2 separate regions of the Homo sapiens genome follow, and region 1 is linked to region 2. Evidence: chromatin loops called from intact Hi-C (ENCODE). Cell type or tissue: GM12878. All regions are shown on one strand. Links, peaks and the distances in the headings refer to the core of each region. The heading gives the core; the rest is flanking DNA.

Region 1 (3,574 bases), core at 1-2,500, 280 kb after region 2:
TTTCAATCAGACTCACTACTACTGCTTGAGGAGTCCGTTGACATAATCTCTACATCATCTTCATTTTCTTTATTATGCCCAGGAGGTTCCAACAAAAAGTCACTACTATGATTTGGTGGTAACATATTCATCGACATGTCATTTGACTGCCATGGATACTGTGGAGCAAGGACATCTGGAGAAAAAAAGAAGCATAGATAAGAACAGCTCTATCTGTAATTAATCTAGTTCTTACTTTTCCCTTTATGCAACAATTTGAAGTATTTTTTTTAATTTTACTTTTTTCTCTTCTTTTTTTGACACAGGGTCTCATTCTGTCACCCAGGCTTGAGTGCAGTGGCACGAATACATCACTGAAGCCCTGACCTAGGCTCAAGCAATCCTCCTGCCTCAGCCTCCTGAGTAACTGGGTTACAGGTATGTGCCACCATGCTTGAGTACTTTTTAAAGTTTTTGTAGAGATGAGGTCTCACTATGTTAACCAGGCTGGTCTCCAACTCCTGGGCTCAAGCTATCCTGCTACCTCAGCCTCCCAAAGTGTTGGGATTACAGGCATAAGCTATTGTGCCAATTTTTTTAAGACTAGGAAAAAAATACACATTTAGCCAAATTAATAAAAATCAAATTTATCAAGGAAAAGTTGATATTTTAGCAACTGGGGACTTTTTTAAAAAAATCATACTACTCTGTAAGAAACTATTTAGTCAGTTGACATAATTTTTCTTTTGTAAGACATTTGTAATTACAAATTTTTCCTGTATCTATGTATCTATTATATGCATATATAATACATACTTATGTATACTAGGTTATGTAGATTATTCTACATATTATAAACAAGTAATAGGTACTTTAGTATTATAATAGATTTGAATGATTTCTTGATAGAGGAACTGCTATTGTAAGTGACTCTCATCAAAGAGAGGTTGATTAGCAATGTATGCATATGAAATACCTTAAAAAAGGGCCCAAGTTACATTTAAAGTCTGTATTTCTGAAGCAAAGGGACAGAGCACATAAACAGGTATAGTTCAAGACTCAAATAAAGAAGGCAGATTTTTAAAGGGTCAAAAGAAAGAGTTATGGTATTAACTAGAAAGGTATGCCAGTTAGCCTCAAATCTACCCTTCTCTCTGGCCCCTGAAACCATTTCTCCTTTGCCAGCTGCCACAATTAAGTTTTGTCAGTAGAGGGCACAGGTGGGACTCCACTAGCAAACAAGTTTCACTTCCTGGATCAGGTGGTTTTGTCTCCTTTACTGCTGTGATGCCTGGTTGGTGTGCAGGACATTAAGTGGTGTTCACCACAGCAACTTTCGGTGGCGCCTCTAAAGGTGGTTTCCTAGCAGGTTTCACCAGAATCCCAAAGGGCAGCTTCCCAGCAAGTCTCCCTGGAACCCCAGTGGGTAATTTCCTGCTTGCCAGCTCTGGCCTCTGATGCCTCATCTAACTTCTCTGCCATGGAGTGGGCCACATTACACTGCACCCTCTCCAATGACAGCACCATGATATGAGAGTATCGGCCTTGGGATGGAGCTGGGGAAGACTGTTTTTAGGTCTGTCCCTTCCTTGGTCCAAAATGTGGCAGTGACTCCCCATATCTGTTTTTCCTGTACTTTTAAAACATGAGAAATATGAGGTGATATCCAAGGATATCACAGTTGAGTTCCCCTGGTTGTACTTTAGGTAGCTAACAAAAATGATGCATACAAAGCATTATTAATGACACAGGGACAGCCTTATGATGTAACATTAAGCAAAAAATGTATAGGGGAAAAAAGGAAACAGGCTAAAATATTTAAAGTGACTGCCTCAGAAAGGGTATATTTTTTTCCTTTTTTAAATGCCTTTTTCTACTTCCCAAATGTTCTACCACATCAAAACAAAAGTCACCTACAAACTATAAAAGATGAGGAATAATATAAAACAAATATATATAAAAATAGCACAAACCTATGAAAAACTTGAGGAAAACTGAAGCTCAGAATGAACTGGGTCTCACAGAAATACTATTTTATAAAGTTATAAAAGTTTATAAAAAGCTATTGTTATTCATTTTGTTAACTTGGGGGTTGTTCAGGAGTGTGTTCACTTTATTCCGTAAACTATCTTACTCTATTTACATAGCATGTTTCACAATTATAAAAAAGCTATGTTTAGAGCAATAATTTAAAAAGAGAGGCCAAATGCCTGAGGAAGACAGTGTAATATTTACAAATAAGAGAAAGGCAGCTTGTTCTAATTTCATACCTCCCTCAAGGAGAATCTTTAGAGCAGAATAAACCGGCAAAGAATCTAGCTATTACAATGAACTGGGTCTGAGAGGCAGGCACACTGGCTCACACCTGTAATTCCAGTACTTTGGGAGGCTGAGGCAGGTGATTGCTTGGGGTCAGGAGTTCGAGACCAGCCTGGCCAACAGAGCGAAACCCCATATCCACTAAAAATACAAAAATTAGCCAGGCCTGGTGGCACACACCTGTAATCCCAGCTACTCGGGAGGCTGAGGCACAAGAATCACTTGAACCTGGGAGCCAAGATTTCGCCAACACGCTCCAGCCTGGGTGACATAACAAGACTGTCTCAAATTTACAAAAAAAAAAAAATTGTGTCGGGAATCTCAAACTTGCTTTACCGCCAGATATTCCAACCTTGTCATCTCTGGAAAACCCTGATCTGTTTGAAAACACTCTTCGGCTTAACATTACCTGGCAATCTTCCTGCTGCAAGTGCATCTCCTGGTAAATGGCCATTCACGCCATTAGTGGAAGGATTGTTCATCTGACCCAGTAACCCACTTCTCATCTCTAAATCAGTTGGGTAGGGTCTCCGGGGGTCCCCTAAAACAATAAAGACTGCATTTAATTCAATCATATTTTAAAAAATAAGTGTTAATATGTTATTTGACATACTCATTTTCGCTGGTTCATGCTGAAAAGTTCAGGCTACATTTTCAATTTTGAAATACAGAAGTCATCTGGCCAGGTGCAGTGGCTCACGCCTGTAATCCCAGCACTTTAGGAGGACGAGGTGGGTGGATCACCTCAAGTCAGAAGTTCAAGACCAGCCTGGCCAGCATGGTGAAACCCCGTCTCTACTAAAAATAAGAAAATTAGTCAGGCGTGGTGGCACGCACCTATAATCCCAGCTACTCGGGAGGCTGAGGCAGGAGAATCGCTTGAACCCGGGAGGCAGAGGTTGCAGTGAGCTGAGATTGCACCACTGCACTCCAGCCTGGGCCACAGAGCAAGACCCTGTCTCAAAAAAAAAAAAAAAAAAAAAAGAAAGAAAGAAATATAAAAGTCACCTTATAAATTGTTATTAATAGCATATTACTTTTTAAAATACACGCATTTTAATTTCTTTTCTGAATCTTCCCAAGAATATACTATTTTCTACACTTTAAAAAAAAAGAGATGTCATTTTTTTGTAGACATTCCAGATGACAACTTAAGAAAATTATAATAATCTCAATTATTCAAACTTAACTGTATTTTCTAGCAAGAAAATGACAATGATTATGCTGCAAGGGAGAAAAAAATCATGACACTTATAAGACAGAAAGGACTGGAATG
Region 2 (4,849 bases), core at 934-3,433:
ACAATGACAAGAATGTCCCATCTGGTTCCCATAATTATTCATTCTTGTCTCTTTGAATGTACTGGCCTGGAGACAAAGGTAATACTAAAGGCATAATAAGAATAGCAGTTCCGTCACACACCCACGGCAGACGCAATTCAGTCCCCATTTCTCCTCTCGGCCAGGTTTCCATGCAGGGCCCCGTGCAAGTGGCCACGTGCACGTTTCCCACTCACCGCTGCCAACCAGACGTCTTCCTTATAGACCCGCCTCCTCTTTGTCTTCCTGCCAGTCACTGCTGCTCTGGCTGGAAATAGATGTGTCAAGTTGTTCTCTAGATTTCAGGTCCTTTAGCATATGGGACAAGGTCATCCTTCTTTCTCAGTCATACAGGCAGTATAATTAGTCTTATCTTTCACTCCATGAGAATTAGAATGCAACTTTAAACTTTAAAGCAAGGAGAACAACATGGGTTTACTGTTAAATGCCCCAAAGCAACATGGACATCAGAAAAGACAGCCACAAATAGAGCATCAGCATTTAAACACCCAGACCAACTAGATATGTCTATCTGCTATCACGTAAGACCGGTCCTTTCACATACAGAGTTGCTTGATCTAGAAAATGCCATATGAAGACATTTAAATCTAGAGAACAAACACATTTACTCTCTAATGACAATATTGCAAATTTTTAAAAGTCACCCCAAGATTGCTTTACTTAGTAAAATGCCTCACATGTATTTTTTGCTTTTTTTTAAGTTATTTATAGAATAGGTGATACATGTACAGAGTTTTTAAATGGAAGCAATTAGGCCAGGCAAGGTGGCTCACAAGTGTAATCCCAGAGCTTTGGGAGGCTGAGGTGGGAGAATTGCTTGAGGCCAGGAGTTTTGAGACCAACCCAGGCAAAATAACCAAACCCCACCTCAAAAAAAAAAAAAAGAATGTAGGTGTGGTGGTGGTAGTGGTGCCTATAGTCCCAGCTACTCTGGACGCTGAGGTGAGAGGATTGCTTGAGCCCAGGAATTTGAGGCTGCAGTGAGCTATGATTGCACCTCTACACTCCAGCCTGTGTGACAAAGCAAGACCCTGTCTCTATACATAAATAATAAAAACAAAATAGAAGCAATTAAATATTGCTTAAGTTAAATGCAGTGGAAATTAAGTCTCAGCTCCCACTCCTGTCCCAAAGGCCCCAGTTCCTCTTTCCAGAGGCAACTACTATGACCAGATTGTAGATTCTTCCCAAAGTATTCTCTACATATACAAGTGTATATCACCTTTTCAATATAAACTCTATCACACCACACACACTGTTATATATTTTGTTCCTCTAAGTGCATTGAAATGGTTAATTAGGAAAGATTCTCTTCACCCCAGAGTCAGACAGGACTCCAGGCTTTTCCCATCCCTTCTCAACAGTTAGTCCCACTCTGGTTAACTGGATGGGGAGGGAAAACTGGGAGGGGCAGGCATCTAGAACATCACCACCTTCTACAACAGGTCCGGCAGCAGGGAAACAAAGGTACTGCACGTTCCATCCAGATGATTCAGCAAAAAGTACCCAAAAGACAAAAGGCTGCAGACAGTCTACATCTGGAGGACAGAGCGACAGACTTCGGTTCCAGGATCAGGGGAAGGAGCAACCTGGCTGTCCAGGTGCACAGGCAGAAAGCTGGCATTTGGCAGCCTTCCAGCAGGCTGTGGGGCTCACAAGTCAAAGTGGGTCCTGGGGAGGCGCCTGACAAGAAGACAGAGGCCCAGTGTTAAGGATGTGAACTCGGGCACAGGGAGGACACAGAAGCCAATGCCCAAGCAAGCACACAAGGGATGTGGAACCTCAAACAGATTATTAGGACTGTGACATGAGGTTAGAAGGGGGCTAATGCCAAATCCCTCAGTATGTAGCTAGATCTCCTAGAATCAGACCCCAAAAGCTGAGAGAACAGCTGGCGCATGTGTTGAGTGGCTTCTGGAGAGGCAAAAGGAGGCAGGAACCAGGCAGCACCAGGCCACAGCAATCCAGGCTCCATCATCCATCCTCACACCATTGTCACTATCCCCTAACTAGCTCCTCATCCACAAAATGAGGTTTAACCACCTTATCTATAAGGTCCCTTCCAACTCTAATTATCTGTCCTCCCCTCCTGAAATAATTTATCTTTCCAGTTTTCCCAACTGTCAGCTGGCAACTTAATAACCTTTATGTATGAGCCTTCCTCTGCAACAGACACACACATTCAGAACTCTTCATGGGCTCACAATGCCTACAGCTGAAGCCCTCAGTGCAGCATTCAGGGTATTCAAGTTCAATGCTTCCTAACTAACCCCAATAGGTGGTGCTATGGGTTGAATTATGACTCCCAAAAAGACAAAGCAAAGTCCTAATCCCCAAAAACTATAATTGTGACCCCTTAATTGGAAATAGGGGCTTTGTGGATACAATTCAGATGTAAGTTAAGATAAGGTCATACTAGAGTAGAGTGGGCCCTTCATCCAACATGACTGGTGGGAGTCCTTATAAGGAGAAGACACTGAGATACACATACACAGACAGAAGACAATGTATGGAATGAACCCTCCATAAAAATCCCTAAGTCATACAGTTCTGAGAGCCTCTGGGTTGGTAAACACACTGAGATTCTGGAAAATGGTGCATCCCAACTCCACAAGAGCAGAAGCTTCTGTGCTTGGGACCCTTCTGGACCACACTTTATATACTTCTTCATCAGGCAATTCATCTGTATCCTTTACAACTCAACCATTAAATGTAAGTAAAGTACCTTCCTAAGTTGTGAGCCATTTAAGCAGATTACCAAACCTGAGGGTTGTGAGAATCCCGAATTTATAGCCTGTCAGTCAGAAATACAGTTGGCCTGGGACTTGCAGTTGGCATCTGAAATGGGACAGTCTTGTGGGATTGAGCCCTGTCAAAGAGTTAGAAAAGTGGTGTTGGAAAAGATATTATGTATTTGGTATCAGGAGGTGAAAATCCCCTGATTTGGTGTCAGAAGTGATGTGATTAAAAAAAAACCCACTCAATATTTAAAAAGAAATTGATGATTCAATAGTATTAAAGGATTACTACTTTCAAGAAAAATATAAGGAAAATGATAAGAAAATTTATCAAAAAAATGATAAGAAAAATACTCTGTGACTCTTCATTAGGTATTCCAAGTTTATGTTCGATATCTCTAATACAATGAAAGAAACCCTATTGAAAAGATATTTTATTCTTTACTGTATTTCAAAAAGAAAATTGATCGTTTAAATGTAGAATTCAAGGTAAGATAATTACTAGAAAGTTTACTACAAAAAATAGTGAATTGAATGCTAATGTGTAAGGTGACTCATGGAACCAAATGTAAATTACCAGAAATATGTTTCTTTGGAGCCAAAATGGTATCTCATTTTGGAATAATATGCATTTTAAAAATCTAAAATAATGATTAAAGGAACTCTAATAGGCAATTGATTTAGAAAGTCTGATAACATCCTGCCAACTTATAGATGTTATTGGACTAGGAGAGGTGAGTGGACATTTATCAGCAGACTAGTACTAATGACCATCTGATTTACCTAGATCCTAATTTCCTTCTCACTAAATTATTTTAGGAGTAGTGCAGCTCCTAGAATCAAATATCTTAGATTAGAAAAGACCTTGAAAGTTGTATCATCCAATCTCTTGCCCAGTGTAGAATTCCTGCCACTTCCTCCCTGACATGCCCATCAAATCTTTGCCTAAATATAGCTGACAACAGTCTCTGCTTTGAAAATCATCTACTCCATTGCTGGGTTAGGAAAATAGGGACCCTAGTACCTGTTTCAAAGGGGGCATCCCAAAGGAGAAAGCCCAAAAAGAGGCCTCTCAACATTATCACCTGGCCCTCAGCTTTCAAACCTCAATAGGAAGATTGCACATCAGAAAAAAGATGAGTGGTGATTCTTTACCAGAACTGGTTTCACTAACCAGGTCAGTCAGCCCTCTCATTTCAGTAACCGCCCCCTCAAGTCCTAGGAACCACCTGACAGTACACCTTGGCATTTCCTTCCACATGAGGTTACCTCCAAGCATCACCAGTAAGATCAGAAGACCCCGAAAACACCATGAGTTTGGCCTTTGCTCTCATTACCAGCACATTCTTATACAAAGGCTTTGGGAATGGAAGAGCTGGATTGGGGGTCCTGAGGTTAACCTGAATGGATTTCAGGATGACAGCTCTTAGGTCATTCCACAGGCATACAGATATTTGACCAGGGAAGTAGTCTGCATCTTTTCACGTTAAAATGAGGCCTTAAGTAGGATAGGTTATAAAGAAAAAGGTTAAAAGGCCTTATATTAGTTTTTTTGTTTTGTGTTTTTGTTTTTGTTTTTTGTTTTGTTTTTTTGGTTTTTTTTGAGACAGGGTCTTGCTCTGTCATCTAGGCTGAGTGCAGTGGCACGATCACAGCTCACTCCAGCCTCGACCTCCCAGGCTTAAGCAATCCTCCCACCATATCCTCCAATGTAGTTGGAACTACAGGTGCAAGCCACCACACCCAGCTAATTTTTGTACTTTTTGTAGAGACAAGTTTTGCCATATTGCCCAGGCTGGCCTCAAACTCTTGGCCTCAAACAATCTACTCACTTCAGCCTCCCAAAGTGCTGGGATTACAGGTGTGAGCCACCATGCCAGGCCTCATATTATATATTAGTTTTCTATGCTGCATTAAAAATTGCCACAAACTTGGCAGCTTAAAACAACACATATTTATTATCTCACTATTTCTGCAGCTTAGGATTCTGGGCAAAGCTTATATGGGTCCTCTGTAAGCTGCTACCAAGATGTCCACCAGGGCTCAGGTCTCCTCTAAAGGCATAACTGGCA

What was found. A loop is a pair of places that touch in the nucleus more often than their neighbours do. Peaks named below come from ENCODE experiments on the same cell type or tissue, not always from the same donor. Only the 100,000 strongest peaks of a DNase experiment are listed, where the experiment ranks them.
Region 1: a loop joins it to region 2, with 2.6 times the contacts of the local background. A loop is called at or near these places in 2 of 110 quality-filtered maps.

Annotation. Positions count from the first base shown.
Region 1 is chr13:48,077,137-48,080,710 of GRCh38, forward strand. It overlaps MED4 (mediator complex subunit 4), which reads right to left. Exons shown (of 7, transcript NM_014166.4): 6 at 2,708-2,839; 7 at 1-175. The coding sequence ends at 3. It overlaps MED4-AS1 (MED4 antisense RNA 1), which reads left to right and starts at 1. Exons shown (of 3, transcript NR_046511.1): 1 at 1-215; 2 at 306-417; 3 at 2,641-2,857. In GM12878, for the core only: a CTCF peak has its summit at 1,207 (motif pointing right); a DNase peak (open chromatin) is centred at 1,205; H3K27ac peaks cover 703 bases.
Region 2 is chr13:47,796,787-47,801,635 of GRCh38, forward strand. No RefSeq gene overlaps it. Among named protein-coding and RNA genes, the nearest start is that of LINC00562, 130 kb to the right of the region's middle. In GM12878, for the core only: a CTCF peak has its summit at 2,334; no DNase peak of the experiment used is centred there.